Linked DNA regions of Homo sapiens: regions 2 and 3 are each linked to region 1. Evidence: chromatin contacts called from ENCODE Hi-C or POLR2A ChIA-PET data. All regions are on one chromosome and are shown on one strand. The core of a region is the stretch at or near the end of the contact, and the rest is flanking DNA. Distances in the headings are between cores, read along the strand shown. Region 1 holds the start of COX14 (cytochrome c oxidase assembly factor COX14). Region 2 holds the start of PRPF40B (pre-mRNA processing factor 40B). Region 3 overlaps DIP2B (disco interacting protein 2 homolog B).

Region 1 (5,163 bases), core at 1,270-3,769:
ACCACATTTGCCAGAAATGCAGTTGCCCTGTCCCTCTCCAGATGTGGGGCTTTCTCCATATCCTCTGGGAGGGGTGGAATCAAGCCCCAGTGCTGCCTGCTTGGTGGCGGGGGTGATGTATGTGGAGAAGGGTTGGGGGAGAGGCCGGTAGGGCAGGGGCTGCTAGTGGCTGTCTCACATACACCAGTAATCCTGTTAAAGGGCTGAAGAAGTATCTTAGCCACAGGAGCGATGAGGCAAGGATTGTCAGGGAGGGGTCTGGGCTTCTGAGCTGATGCAGGCCCCAAGGACCCCTTTGCTGACCTCTGCCAGGACCCACACAGCTTCGATGGATCTCAGTGTTTGTTAACAAAATACAAAGATCTCAAACAAACCCCTTTTAGCTTCTCCTAGCAACATCTGTGTCCTCAGAAACCTCTGGTTCTCCCCCTTCCCCCTCCCCCAGGCTGCCCTGGCACCCAAATTGCTGCCATGCTGGCATCTGTAGCTCGGTGGCTTGACATTCTCCCCAGGGACTTCCCGGTTCCTAGTTCTTTGCCAGCTCCTCCCCACTCTGTGCGACCTTTCCAAGCCTTCCCTCACCCTCCCCGCCAGCACCCTCTTTGGGGAGCAGGAACTTAATCTGCTGACAGAGCTACACCTTTCATAACAGGCTCAGATCACTCAGCTCCCTGTGACCTTTGTATTCACCCAGGCTTCCTTCTCAGTAGCTCTAGCTGGGGGAGGTGTCAGCTGGGCCCCTCCTGTGCTATCTCCCCAGAGGACATCCCTGACTCCACCCCTTTCTTCCTCCCAAACTCTGCACCTCTTCCTCAGCTGCTCCAGACCGGCCAGGGTAACCAGCTAACCATGCCTGGCATCTGGAAGCCAGCAGGCCAGAGGGTGGCCCAAAGGCTGATGAACGGTAGGGAAGGGTGAGCAGATTCCTATGTTGGTGGGCACCAATATTCCAAGGGCAGCTCTCTTTGCTGAATGAGGGCCTTCTCGTGAGGTACTGACAACACCAGCAACTCGAGAGCTGGGAAACTCAAGGAGGAGGAAGAAAATCAAAACCACCCTACTCCCTGGGGTGAGGAAAGAACAGGAGGGGAGGAGGAGGAGTGTGCTCTGCACTTGCCTTGCTCCAGGATGGGGTGGCAGCAGAGGAATGTCACAGGTCAGCAGCCTAGGCCTCCAGCTATAAATAGTCCGGAGGGCCCGAGAGGCTCCCGCCCGTCCAGCAGGGCTGTCAGCTTCCTGTGTGGCAGCACCTGGCACACTGGCTCTGGCCAGCATTATGCTAAAACCCTGTTACTCTCCAATGAACCAGGGAGGCGGGCTCCTCTCTGCGCCTATCCCTTGAGAATTCTGTCTTACCAGTGAAGGGTGGGGCTGCCCAGATCAGGCAGCAGGAGTGAGGGGCACAGTCACCCCAGGCCTTGCTGAGCCCAGGTCTGGGTACTGAGTGTCCAGAGCTGCCTCCCCAGGAGGTTAAGGTGGGGGCAAAGGGGAAGCTTCAAGCACTTTGCCTACTTTTGTTCACTCCCCAGTGCACTGTGACTCAGGCCTTCCCATCAGGCCTATTTGTCTACCCAATAAAGCGTGTTTTTTCCAGAAACAAGAAGAGTTGGGAGAGGGAGCTTCAGTGCATGTGGCAGTGCGTGTGCTGGCGCGTATCATTGCACGTATGTTTTCCCTCTTACCGTAGGAAAAATGAAAAAAGAAATCCCTCCTCCATAATCGCAGCTACTCCAGGGGTCAGCGGCGGTGCCCACTCAGTCCCCATCCCTCTCTCTCCCCTCCCGCCAGCGCCCCCTCCCGCCCTCGCCGCAAGCTGGCCCCGGCCTTGCCGGCCCTTCTTAGGGGCTTTATCATGCCTCCTGCAAGAATAGAGATCACACACGGGACGGAAACGTTAGACTCTCATCCCTTGTGCCCATTCCTTGGTCACGGGCCAAGCTGCCGCATCCTTAGCGGTCCAGGCATCGCGGTGCCCCTCGGGCCCCTACCTGGACTAGGCCCACAGCCGGGCTCTAGGGGGCGCGCGATCCACCTCCAGAAGGCCGGCTGCGAAAATCTACCCAGCTACTGGCGACGTCACCGCACCGTAGGCTGAGGATTGGCTGACTCTGATTTAGCATCCTAAAACTTCCGGTTCCAGAGCTTGGCTCGCCAAAGACCCTCCCTCGAGGGAGAGAAACCACAGCCCCCAGAATTCAGCGGGCCTCTCCGAGAGCACGGCGCGTCTGAGGATGCGTAGTAAGGATAACGGGCCCGGAAGCCGGAAGTTCAAAGCCGGCCTCCAGCCAGAGTGACGGCCTGCGCGGACTCCCGCCTTAGTGGGCGGAGTTGTGCCGCGTCTGATGCGCAGTTCCCTTTATAGCGCGGCAAGCCGAATCCTAGAGGCTAACCCGGCAGGTGGGAGGGAGAAAGTTGCTTTCTGCACCAATAGCTGAGGCGTTCAGGGTTGTCCAGGGACGCTACCCTCACGTGTCTGGTTCCGAGTGCTGCGTTCGGCTGTGCTGGGAAGTTGCGTAGACAGTGGCCTCGAGACCCTGCCTGCCTGAGGAGGCCTCGGTTGGATGCGAAGGAGCTGCAGCATCCAGGTACGCTGCCGGCTAGGGCCGAGCAGGGGCTGCCAGTCCCACTGCCTGCGCGCCCACCTGGGCCAGTCTCCGCTTGCCGCGTCCTCCCATCCCCTAGTCTGCAGGCCTGGTGCCCTTGAATTCACCCGCTTCTGTTGCGTTGCGGACCGCGAGCTGCACTGCTTCCTGCCCAAGCCCAAGCTCCTCGCAGCAGTAGGTCAGTCTTGCTAGAGCTCAGCGCTAATCCTGTCAAACCTCGACTCCTGCCTGGCGTCTCGACCCTCCACGCTCCAACTCTGCCTCTTCCTTGCTCTATAGACCTCTGCGTCCTGATAAGTGGCTCTCCGGGGCACCCTTCGTGCATATCGGCTATCCAGCTCCACCTCTTGACCGCTTTCACTTCCTGGAATGCTCTCACTGCTCCTCTTCTCCAGGCCATCCTTCTAAAAAGACAGTTCCACTCCCACCCCGATTCCCACCCCTACACCTTTCTGCTAAGTTTTCTCAAGCCCCCACCCTGTCTTTGAGCTGTTGTCTCTGAACTCTCACAGTGCCTCTCCATGAGACCATAAGCTCCTGTATGACAGAAGCCATGTTCTTTTTAGCGGCCTCCGTAGCATGATGTACGTTATGTTATGTTATGTTATGTTATGTTATGTTATGTTATTTTGAGACAGGGTCTTGCTTTGTCGCTCAGGCTGCAGGTGTGCGCCACCACGCCCGGGTAATTTTTAAAAAAAGGTTTTTTTTTTGTTGTTGTTGTTGTTGTTTTTAAATAGAGAAAAGGTCTCCCTATGTTGCCCAACCTGGTCTCCAACTCCTGAGCTCAAGCCATCCTCCCGCCTCGGCCTCCCAAAGTGTTGGGATTACCGGCGTGAGCCACCGTACCCGGCCGATGTACTACTCTCTAAGTGCCAAACAAAAAGTAGATAAAAGATGATGGATACCTTAAAAGCCCTGAGTTGACCACTATGCAGTGTATGCATGTAACAAAATCGCACTTCTACCCATACGTTTACGCAATTTTTTTTTTTTTTTTTTGAGACGGAGTCTTGCTCTGTCGCCCAGGCTGGGGTCCCGTGGCGGGATCTCGGCTCACTACAAGCTCCGCCTTCCGGGTTCATGCCATTCTCCTGCCTCAGCCTCCAGAGTAGCTGGGACTACAGGTGCCCGCCACCACGCCCGGCTAATTTTTTGTGTTTTTAGTAGAGATGGGGTTTCACTGTGTTAGCCAGGATGGTCTCGATATCCTGACCTCGTGATCCACCCGCCTCGGCCTCCCAAAGTGCTGGGATTACAGGCGTGAGCCACTGTACCCGGCCGTTATTTTATTTATTTATTTATTTGTTTGTTATTTTATTTATTTTTTTGAGACGGAGTCTCGCCCTGTCGCCCAGGCTGGAGTACAGTGGCGCGATCTCGGCTCACTGCAACCTCCGCCTCCCGGGTTCAAATGATTCTCCTGTCTCAGCCTCCTGAGTAGCTGGGATTACAGGCATGTGCCACCATGCCTGGCTAATTTTTGTATTTTTAGTCAAGACAGGGTTTTATCATATTGGCCAAGATGGTCTCGAACTCCTGACCTCAGGTTATCAGCCCACTTCTGCCTCCCAAAGTACTGAGATTACAGGTGGCTCACGCCCAGCCTTTTTTTTTTCTTTATTATCATTATTATTATTATTTTTAGAGACACAGTCTTGCTCTGCAAGTGCAGGGCCGTGATCACAGCTCACTGCAGCCCCAAACTCGTTGGCTCAGGCAAGCCTCCCACCCAAACCTCCCTAGTAGCTGGGACTGCAGGTGCATGTCACCACACCCAGCTATGGTTCTCAATTTTTATTCTAGCCTAACACACTGGAAAGATACAGTACACCTCCATCAGTGGCAGTGACTTGATTCAGCAGTGGTTTTCAACCAGGAAGGGGGATGTAGTTAAATGAAAAAAAAAAAAAAAAAAACAGGTGTTTCTGGAATTTTTTTTTTTTTGAGGGGTGGAGTTTCACTCGTTGCCCAGGCTGGAGTGCAGTGGCGCGATCTCAGCTCACCACAACCTCCGCCTCCTGGATTCAAGCGATTCTCCTGCCTCAGCCTCCTGAGTAGCTGGGATTACAGGCATGTGCCACCCCACGCCTGGCTAATTTTTGTACTTTTAGTAGAGGTGGGGTTTTTCCGTGTTGGTCAGGCTGGTCTCGAGCTCCCAACCTCAGGTGATCCGCCCTCCTCGGCTTCCCAAAGTGCTGGGACTACAGGAGTGAGCCACTGCGCCGGGCCTTGGAATTTCCTACCTGCCTTTTCTCCTTAATTGTTGCCTTCTTTGAACTGTTGCTCCCTTGGCCTCTCTCTTTCTGGTCTTATCCTCTCCTTTGGTTTTGCTTATTACCTCCATATGTATCTGAAACATAGCTTCCCTTCTAAGCTGTATCTATCTAAATTTGTATTTCCATCTGCCTGATAGACATCATCACATGAATGTTGTGTTGAGTATCTTAATTTTTTTTTTTTTTTTTTTTTTTTTTTTTTTGAGATGGAGTCTCACTCTGTCGCCAGGCTGGAGTACAGTGGCTGCAACTTCCGCCTCCTGGGTTCAAGCAATTCTCCT
Region 2 (5,163 bases), core at 1,175-3,674, 490 kb before region 1:
CTTTGCCAGGTCGAGGCAGGCAGATCACTTGAGCTCAGGAGTTCAAGTCCAGCCTGGCCAGCATGGTGAAACCCCATCTCTACTAAAAATACAAAAATTCGCCGGGTGTGGTGGCGCATGCCTGGAGTCCCAGATACTTGGGAGGCTGAGGCAGGAGGATAGCTTGAACCCGGGTGGTAGAGGTTCAGTGAGCCACTGCACTCCAGCCTGGGCAACAAGAGCGAGACTCTGTCTCAAAACAAAACAACAACAACAAAAGAATGAGGCAAAGAACATGCCCAGGAGAATGAGAAAAGAGATGCCAGGTTGCCAGATGTGCAGCAAGGTGAGGGGATGAACAGTCAGATTGGAGAAGGTCAGCAGTCTCCAGCAGTGATGTCTTCAAGAAGATGAAATGGAGAGAATTCTCTGCTATATCTAGATATTCTGAGAGGAAATTTAAGCAACTGGGGGAAGAATTTGAGGTAGAGTTTGTGAGAAATACATAGAAAATAAATGATTTTAAAAAACAAGATTATTAATTCCAGGAAAAATAAAAGTTTGTGCAGGAAAAAACAGAAGGTCTCCCTGGGGAGGACAGACCCAAGGAGGAAGCTGGGCAGGGAATTCCAGGGTCCTAGGTATTCAGAATATGGTCTAATCCTGGGCAAGTGTGCTTTGCATGGGCAAATCCCCTTGGACCCCTTGCCCTGTGGGGAGGGCTGCAGCTGGGGGAAGGCCGGAGATGTGAAGGTAAATGCCAGAAGAAACAGCTAAAAGAGGTGAAAACGTTGCCTCCAGAGAGGGGAAGACGATGGGGGCAGGGCTCTGCTGTTTGTCTTAACAAATCTGGTACAATTATTCGATTCTATATGTGTGTACATGTTCTAAGAAATATTTCATTAAAGAAAAGAAAAGCATTTAAAAAATAAAAATGCAATTCATGAAAGTTCACGGAACCTCTGGACCACTTCTGCTATACTTAGAGATCTCAATAATAGTTTGAAAATCGCCCCAGCTGCGCTGGCATCGCGGCAGCCCCCGGGGGAAGGTGGGAGCGGTGGAGAGGCCGCCGGTGGTCCGTCCTCCTCCCCCCGCCCGCCCCCTCCATTCCCCTCTCCTGCCGCGGCGGCGGCTGCGGGCCGCGCGCCAGTCTCCTCACCCCACCTCCCCCAAAAGTTTGAAAACCACAGGACCCAGCGTGGGCAGTACAGGGAGACGTCGTCTCCAAAAAGTTACAAAATTAGCCGGGCGTTGTGGCACACGCCTGTAGTCCCAGCTACTCGGAGGCTGAGGGAGAAGGACCGGTTGAGACCAGGAGGCTGAGGCTGCAGTGAACCCTGATTGTGCCACTGCACTCCAGCCTGGGTGACAGATCAATACGCTGCCTCAAATAAGAAAAGAAAACCGCAGAGCTGGGCCTTCATTTGAGACCATGTGGGTATCATTTTGATTAAACCACAAAGCATTTTCTCTCTACAGCAGCCCACAAGGGTGAATCCCACTTCCTTTTCCTCCCAGGTGTCACCTCTAACTCTTCGTGTCAGGAGTTTTTCTACCTCTCCGGAGTTCTTTGGCTCTCAGGAACCTAGCACGGCATCACGCGAGTCCCGGCTCAGGTGAGGGGGGAATAAAGGGAACAGGAAGCGCCTTTTGCGGGGCTTTGCAGGCTGGCGGTCAGCGCCTTTCTGCACCCGTGTGCCTGGGGCCTGTCACTCTCCAGCCCCAAGGCCTTCAGCGCATTCCCCGCAGAGCTCCAGGTTACAGTTTCCTCAGCCGCACAGCAAGCATGTACCTCACATTTTTAACTTCTGTCAAAGAGTGGGCCCTGCTCTCATGAGTTCAGCGCTCAGTGGGAGCCAGGTCCCAAAAGTGAACTTCAGGGTCACGCGAGAAGCACGTGTACGCCCCACAAGGGCGTGATTTCGGGGATTTGTCTTTTTTTTTTTTTTTTTCCAAGCTGCTGTGTGCTCAGTCCCTGAGACAGACCCTGCCACCTCACAGGTGCTCAACAAATAGTTCTGGAGTTAACTAACTTAAAAGTACTGTAAAAGAGCTACACAGCAAATTAAATTCGCTGTGCAGCGCAAAGGCACCCTACACACTGCGTGAACGCTTCGGCTCCTGGAGCGCCGGCGACTGCGAAGCCAGGACGCAGGCAGCGGGGAGAGGCAGAGGCGCCGGCCCCCGACCGTCAGTCAGAGGCGGGAGCAGGCGTGCCCCGCCCCCCGGGGGGCGGACCCGGGACGCGGCGGCGCGGGGGCGGGGCCTGGTTCTCCGTGCCGGGGGGGCGGGGCCGGGACCGAACACACCGGGCCGGTTGGGGCCCCGCTCGCCGGCGGGAGCCACCGGAGCCCCGGCCACGAAGGGGTGCGACCCCCCGCCGGCCCCGCCCTCCCGGCTGCGGCCTGGCCAATCAGAGCGGCTCTTACTGGCGGGTGGGCTGAGCCGGCCCAGCTGCTCGGAGGCTCTGGCATGGTAACATCCCCGCGCGGGGGTGGAGGGGCTCGGGGCGGTCCCACAGCGCCCCCTGCGGCCCGGGCCGTGGCCGATGGGGCGGGGAGGCCGCTGGGGATAGCTGGGACCCCGGGGAGGGCGAGGGAGGCCAAGGGTGAGGGAAGAGAGCCCGGGAGGGGGGATGGGGGCGGGGACTGGGGGCGAAGGGGCGGGGGAGGCCATGATGGAGCCTGGCCGGGGGCGAAAGGTGCGAGAGTGGCGGGACTGGGTGAAGAGTGGGATTGGGAGAGGTGGGGGTGGGTTCGCGGAGAAAGATCGGGAAAGAAGAGAGAGGGCGGAGATGAGGGGACTGAGGGGACCAGGGGACAGGTGGGGACCAGTTTCCCCTCCTGGGATATTTGGTGTGCGACATGCCCTTCCCCCAGCCCCAGCGCCCGTTCCCTTTGGAAGCCTGGGTGCTCCTCAGACCACTTGGGGACTCCCTGCTTCACCTTCCTGCATTTGCAAGAGCTTGTCTCCTGAGGTGGAGAGGGGGCCTCTGAAGAAAGGGGCTCCCAGCCCAGGCCATCAACAAACTAACGACTCTGTGTGACCTTGGGCAAGTCACTACCTTTCTTTGGGCCTCAGATTTCCCATCAATTTTTTTAAAAAGGAAATGCATGAAAATTAAATCCCAGATCTCTTCCAGGGTCTAAATGAATAGGTTTTTGAGGAGGAAGTTTAGGAGAATGGGTTTGGTAGGGAAGCAAAGGAAAGGATGAAGATGGAGGCGAGGCCTTGGGCTGGGGCTGGAGAAATCCCCACGGGTGCGGGGGGATGGTAGACAGAAAGCCTGCCGGGCTGGGGCTGGCTAGCCTTATCCTGTTGGAGGGATGGAAGAACTCTAAGGAGAGGAGGAGGTTGAAACCTAACTCCACAATGATGGAGACCAAAAGTAACATTCGCTTCTTCAGAGGGAGAGTGATGAGATGGCAGGATCAGAAAGAAGCAACAGGGGCCGGGCGCGGTGGCTCATGCCTGTAATCCCAGCACTTTGGGAGGCCGAGGCGGGCGAATCACCTGAGGTCAGGAGTTGGAGACCAGCCTGACCAACATGGAGAAACCCTGTCTTTACTAAAAATACAAAATTAGGCGTGGTGGCCCATGCCTGTAATCCCAGCTACTCTGGAGGCTGAGGCAGAAGAATCACTTGAACCCGGGAGGCAGAGGTTGTGGTGAGCTGAGATCGCGCCATTGCACTCCAGTCTGGGCAACAAGAGCGAAGCTCTGTCTCAAAAAAAAAAAAAAAAAGCAACAGGAAGATACTTTCTAGTAAGGCAGATCTTTGGGGAGCAAGAGGAAGAGTAGGGCTGGTCCAGGAAAGTTGGAAACTAGGATGGTCTTTGAAACGGAAGGGCAGGTGCTGTTTGGGGCAGCTGAAGAAGGGCCGCAGGTAGATCACAGGGTAACCAGCTGGTCTCTCAGCCTTTTTTTTGATGATGGCTACCACTTTCTGAGAGATGTGCCTCCCAGCCTTCATCTTCAGGAAGTGGGAATGAGTCAGACCAAGCAGACCTTGGGAACACCTGGCTCGCTGAGGATTTCTGGATTGTGTAAGGATTGGGGTTAAAAAAGAAAAAAGGAAATGTATCTGAATGTAAGCAGTATCATCTGTGGCGCCATCATCCTTGCTGGGAGGCAGCTTTGTGAACTGGTTGAAAGCACAGGCTTTGGAGTCAGACTGCTTGGATTCCAAACCTGCCTCTCCCATTTAATGTCTTGGAACCTTGGTCAGGTTACTTAATCTCTGAACCTCAGTTTCTTTATCTGTAAAATGGGAATAATAACCTCTGAGATGGTTGCCAGGATTAAATGAGTGTTTGACACAGTATCTGGCTCATAATAAGTGCTCAGTAAATATTAGCTATTAGCTGTTATCATTCCCTCTTTCTGTTTTTTTTCCTACTGCCTCTCCATTCTTGTCCTTTTCTCCTTTTATTCTTCTGAGTGCTAAGTTCTGAGATGCCCCTTAGATGTGAAGTCCCAGAAGTATTGATTGCATCTTTGGTGGTGGGAAAGGGGTGGCCCCTCACTGGCCCAGGTGAACATATGATGATCAGATGATCAAGTGTCTCTTCATCATCTCTCAGCCCACAAATGTGTTTTTGTTCCAGGGAAGACACAGGATCTGCTTCTCTTTCAGCAACCATTTCTATATCCTTCCCTGTCACTAGTTAATGTCTTCATATTCTCACCCAGAAATAAAATAAGACCCAAAGTTTTATGGCACTGCAGCAGGTAGGAGAGGGACGGGGTGTTTCAGGAAAGCAGGGACACAACACGGGAAGCTCAGCGAAGGAAGGGCTTTGGAAGTTCTGTAGTAGTTTATGTTTATTCCATTGTTCTGTCCTCTGTGGGGAACTGTCCAGAATAGGCCAGTGTCTGAATCCTGGCCAGAGGTCTTCATCCCAAGTTGAAGATGACTGTATACAGTTAGCTTTATTAGGTTTTCTCATGCCAACATTTCAATCCAATTTCCTTTTTCCAAGCCACAAAGACTTCTGCCAAGCTACCTCTCTCTGTCACAGCCTGTATGTCAGAGAATTTATACAGATGTACATATGCACACGTGTATACACTGTTTTCAAAGTGCATTTTAGGATATTCCAGTATGCAAAAATCTAATAAGGTTAGAGATGAGACTGCATTTTATCACAGCACTTTGTGTGCAGGGCCCTGACTAAACAC
Region 3 (5,163 bases), core at 1,391-3,890, 470 kb after region 1:
AGGCAGGAGAATGGTGTGAACCCAGAAGGTGGAGCTTGCAGTGAGCTGAAATGGTGCCACTGCACTCCAACCTGGGCAACAGAGCGAGACTCCGTCTAAAAAATAAAAAAAATAAAAAAAAGTAAAACTGAAATGTTAAAATATTTATCCTAAATAACAATAATAAATTTATTATATTTATATATAATACACTTTTATATGAGAAATAACTATATTTTCTAAAACAAAAAATAATAGGTAGAAAAGCAGTTTTACCTTTCTGTGAATCTCTTTAGTGTCTGGATTCTTATAAATGTCTTTTCATTAATCTGTTATGATAAAGAAAATCTGTCCTCACATGTATCCCAGAAATTAAAGTAAAATTAAAAAAAAAAATCTGGCCTCATGCAGCTATGTAGTTGGAAGAGTCAGGAGTACAGCATTTTAATAGTCTTATCAGATAACTGTGGTTATTCTTCTGTGATACTGCATCAAAAGTCCACAAATAATAACTTCTTAAAGGTTAGTTACAATGTAGATTATGAAACTATATCAGTTAACTTTTCATACTGTGTTACATTTAGATTCATTGATGTGTGTTGCACTATTTTTTTCTTTTGAGACAGGGTCTGGCTCTGCCAGGCTGGAATGCAGTGGCACAATCTTGGCTCACTGCAACCTCCACCTCCCAGGTTCAAGTGATTCTCATGCCTCAGCCTCCCAAGTAGCTGGGACACAGACGTGCACCACAGCCAGCTAATTTTTGTATTTTTAGTAGAGATGGGGTTTTACCATGTTGGTCAGGCTTGTCTCAAACTCCTGACCTCAAGGTATCACCTGCCTCGGGCTCCCAAAGTGCTGGGATTATAGGCGTGAGCCACTGTGGCCGGCCTTGTTTTATACTTCGAATGGATGTGTTACCCGTACATCTTTTTTTTGTTTGTTTGTTTGTTTGAAGATTATGTGTTGGTTATTTGGAAAATAGTTATACGTACCTTCTAAATTTTGACATATTTCATTATATAGAATCAAAAAACCACGCCTGGCCCTAAACAATATTTCAATAATGATATTAAGATGTTATTTGCTCTTTTTTTTTTTTTTTTTTTTTGAGACGGAGTCTCGCTCTGTGGCCCAGGCGGGAGTGCAGTGGCGCAATCTCGGCTCACTGCAAGCTCGGCCTCCCGGGTTCATGCCATTCTCCTGCCTCAGCCTCCCGAGTAGCTGGGACTACAGGCGCCCGCCATCACACCCGGCTAATTTTTTTGTATTTTTAGTAGAGACAGGGTTTCACCGTGTTAGCCAGGATGGTCTCGATCTCCTGACCTCGTGATCTGCCCGCCTCGGCCTCCCAAAGTGCTGGGATTACAAGCATAAGCCACCGCGCCCGGCCTGTTTGCTCTTTTATACTGTGTTAAAGGCTATTTGAAAATTTTATTTTGGCCAGGTGCGGAAAATTTTATTTATTGTTCTTTATCCACAACAATGCATCTCAAACTGTACACTTTTAAATTATTTATACTAATGGTACAAAAGCAATGGTGAGTAAAATTGCTGGAAACAGCACAAATCAAGGTAGTGGCAACCTAGTCCATGCACTCACGGTAAAAGATATTGATTTTAGTACATCTTAATGCCTGAGTCCACATTTTTGTACAATTCTGTGTTGTGTCAAGGAAAAACATTTGTACAATTGTTTGAGAGTTGTGAGCTGACTTTTTAAACATCATTTCTACTTGAAAGAATAAATGAGAGATAAACTATGGTTATATATTTAGATTTGGATGTCAGCCAGATATTTTCTCAAAAATGAATGAAATGAGCCTGTTGCTGGCAGCATTTGTTGACAATTATAAGTTACAGTGAACTGATAGTGATTTTAAGCAAAAATAAAAATTTTAGAAAACCTGAATCTAGGTCAGGCACAATGGCTCACACCTGTAATCCCAACACTTTGGGAGGCCAAGGAGGGCAGATCACTTGAGCCCAGGAGTTGGACACCAGCCTGGGCAACATGGTGAAACCCCGTCTCTACAAAAAATACAAAATTAGCCAGGTGTGGTGGCAGGTGCCTGTAACCCCAGCTAGTCAGGAGGCTGAGGCAGGAAAATCACTTGAACCTGGGAGGTGGAGGTTGCAGTGAGCCGAGATCATGGCACTGTACTCCAGCCTGGGTGATAGAGTGAGACTCCGTCTCAAAAAAAAAAAAAAAAAAAAAAAAAAAAAAAAAATATATATATATATATATATATATATATATATATATATATATATATATATATATATATATATATATATATATATACATAGCTTCATGGACCCCTGTAATTTTGGAGAGACCCCCAGAAACTGTGGACCACATTTTTGGAGAACTGCAGATTGAAAGTAAAGTCATTTCTGACTCAACTGTATTTCCTTCTCACTTCCCTTATTTCTTCTCTTTGCCTTTACTTTTGATGAGATTGGCCTGGTAGGTGTGCTGATCTGGTATGGATACAATTCCTGGTCAGATCTCCACTTCTGACTGGCAGTCTTGGCACAGGCACTGGACAAATGCTGGAAATAACCATGGGCACAAAGGAGAAGACCAGTTCTTAGCTTAACCTAGACCTTGTGGGGCAAAAACAACAGGGAAGGGCCAACCTTGCTAACTTTGTTGGCTTGCTTGTGTGTACATTCAGAAATTGGTCATATCACGTGGACTTGAATCCACAGTGAGACATTAATTGTGAGTCAAGTACTTTCCTTCTGAAGAAGTCTTTAGGGCTCCAGGACAGGAGAGACTCTTAGGCTAAAAAGGGCCCTCCAGAGGTCTCAGCACTACACACTGTTGCCCCAAACCTTCTGAGTTATATCACAGTCATTTCATTCTGATTCATTCTAATTATCTCCAGGTAAAGGGCTCCAGTTTCCTGGCTTTAATAAGCCTTTGGAGTTAAGAGATTTTTCCTTATGAGTACTCCAGATGCCCTCTTTTATAATTTAAGCTAATTTCCTTTAATTTTATTTTTTAAAATAAAAATAGCCAAGAATGGTGCTCCTTATGCTTTTTCTTTATATTTTGCAGAAATTTTATTATCTATATTTTTACTCCAGTCTACTTTATCCTTTCTTTTCTTTTTCCTTTTTTTTTTTTTTTGAGACTGTGTCTCACTCTGTTGCCCAGACTAGAGTGTAGTGGCGTGATCTCGGCTCACTGCAACTTTCTTCTATTTTTAACCCAGTTCCTTCAGTTCAGTTGTTCTGAACTGAGGCAATTTTGCACCCCTCAACCGTCAGGGTACATTTGGCAAGGTCTAGAGACATTTTTGGTTGTCAGAGCTCTGGGTTGGGGGATGAAATTGCTACTGGCATTTAATGGGTAGAGGTCAGCAGAATTACTAATTGTTTTGTTACAGCAATACTTTCACACACTTTATGTTCAAATGATGGAAATATCCTACAGTGCACACAGCACCCTCCATCAACAAAGAATTATCTAGCCCAAAATGTCAACAATGCCAGCCTTGAAGGACCGACCCGGCTTTAGTCCTTCCTTGTAATTTGGTAGCTCTTTCTTAATGTTTTTTGCTGCATTATGAATTCAGTTTTACTTTGTATATTAACTAGAATTGTGGTTTTATTTTGGAGAAACTATTTTGTGTTCGGAATAACTAAATACATTTTAGAGGTCGCTCACTCTTTGGAATTCTGACTTACATTTGTGCTATAGGTCATGCCACATCATTACTTTCTGCATGTGAATGAGCACAACTACTTGATGACTTTCAAAAACACAGATTTCTGGCCCAATTGAGACTTTAAAAGAACTCTTCTGGAAATGCCTGTAATTAGCCAGATTTGGGAATCATTGAAACAGGAATTTATTCATAAGCTAAAAAATAGGCAGGCTTTTAAGACCGCTACTGCATAAAGAAAATGTCCTTTGTGGCTCTCAGAAATAATATCCACCCTCCTGGGCAACCAGTTCTGTCAGTAAAACCAGTCAGGTAACCATCAGGTTGGAGGCGCCCAATAGGAGTGTGATTCTTTCCGGCTGTATGCTGTACAGTTGACCTTGTTTGCCACAAATTAGGTTTCCAAAGAGGGAGAGTAAAAAGAAATGTGGAAGGGGGTAGAGGAGATTGCTAGTAGAATAAAATACTATTTACCATATACCCTAGGAGGGGCCTTACTCAGTGCTGATTTCTCCTCCATAGCGTCTACTTGCTACCCACATTCACCACAGTGGTAGGTGACCTTAAACACTACTTGTGGTGTACGTTATCGTGCCCAAGACAGTGGAGTCACCGGGCAGCACAAGGGATATCCACTCAACTCCTGCTGACTCAGGCATGGTTTGCTTGCCCTGTCCATACTTTACTTACTCTTGGCTGAAAGGAAAGTTAATGAAGATGAGCTCATTTGTTGCAGCAGTTTCATGAGGTATACAGTTAGAAATTTGTTGAGGAAGGGAAGAAAAGATAAATATCTTTTACTTTTTTCTTTTTTGCAGCCAGAATGTAGCCTTTAATACTGATTGAGGCAGAGCTCAGTGTGAGAGCTGTGCGAGCCTGCACTGAATCCTCGAGTTAGGCCCCCTTGTCTCAGGCAGCCCTGGACCTGGGCAGGCCTCCTGCAGAGAGGACACAGGGCATGGTGGAGCATGCTTGATCAAAGAGAAGGGCAGTAACTTTTTAGATGAAGTGAATTTTGTTTGGAAGGATAATAGCTTCTTTTTCTTTTTTTCTGTTTTTTTTTTTTTTTTTTTTTTTTGAGTGGAGTTTCGTTCTTTTTGTCCAGGCTGGGGTTCAATGGTGCGATCTCAGCTCACTGCAGCCTCCGCCTCCCGGGTTCAAGTGATTCTCCTGCCTCAGCCTCCAAGTAGCTGGGATTACAGGTGCGCACCACCACGCCTGGCTAATTTTGTATTTTTAGTAGAGACGGGGTTTCACCACATTGTCCAGACTGGTCTCGAACTCCTGACTTCAGGCGATTTGCCCGCCTTGGCCTCCCAAAGTGCTGGGATTACAGGCGTGACCCACCACACCTGGCCTAATAGCTTTTTTTTCTGATTAGTTATTAAGGAAGCAGAGTAGAATTCTATGAAACATTGTAATATTAGTTTATATTGGAAGTATAAAATAAATACTGGCTCCATCTTAGCCCTCTGGATTTCTTTTATTTTTGTTTTTACCCTTTTTA

The links. A loop is a pair of places that touch in the nucleus more often than their neighbours do. ChIA-PET counts read pairs that join two places held with the same protein, here RNA polymerase II (POLR2A). Pooled maps may share reads with other maps.
Region 2: a pooled map shows a loop between it and region 1 (16-fold over the local background). The contact joins the promoter of PRPF40B here to the promoter of COX14 in region 1. A Hi-C loop is called at or near these places in 14 of 50 pooled maps. POLR2A ChIA-PET finds 5 or more read pairs at or near these places in 4 of 52 experiments (CD4-positive, alpha-beta T cell, PC-9, activated CD4-positive, alpha-beta T cell and 1 more).
Region 3: a loop to region 1 is called in a pooled map, with 3 times the contacts of the local background. The contact joins the enhancer-like site here to the promoter of COX14 in region 1. A Hi-C loop is called at or near these places in 5 of 50 pooled maps. POLR2A ChIA-PET finds 5 or more read pairs at or near these places in 3 of 52 experiments (HEK293, activated CD4-positive, alpha-beta T cell and activated CD8-positive, alpha-beta memory T cell).

The regions. Positions count from the first base shown.
Region 1 is chr12:50,109,717-50,114,879 of GRCh38, forward strand. COX14 (cytochrome c oxidase assembly factor COX14) reads left to right here and starts at 2,520. Exons shown (of 2, transcript NM_032901.4): 1 at 2,520-2,585. It overlaps GPD1 (glycerol-3-phosphate dehydrogenase 1), which reads left to right. Exons shown (of 8, transcript NM_005276.4): 8 at 1-1,597. RefSeq lists enhancers at 1,960-2,009, 2,070-2,329, 2,550-2,789, 2,800-2,849.
Region 2 is chr12:49,621,137-49,626,299 of GRCh38, forward strand. PRPF40B (pre-mRNA processing factor 40B) reads left to right here and starts at 2,425. Exons shown (of 26, transcript NM_001031698.3): 1 at 2,425-2,457. The coding sequence starts at 2,455. It also overlaps a transcript of FAM186B not described here. RefSeq lists silencers at 1,231-1,280, 2,141-2,640 and an enhancer at 1,471-1,560.
Region 3 is chr12:50,577,436-50,582,598 of GRCh38, forward strand. All of the region lies in intron 1 of DIP2B (disco interacting protein 2 homolog B), which reads left to right. Among named protein-coding and RNA genes, the nearest start is that of DIP2B, 75 kb to the left of the region's middle. RefSeq lists enhancers at 2,007-2,146, 2,547-2,746. Within about 2 kb of position 2,641, at least 4 of the 41 ENCODE cell types and tissues checked have a DNase peak (open chromatin) inside an H3K27ac peak, as active enhancers do.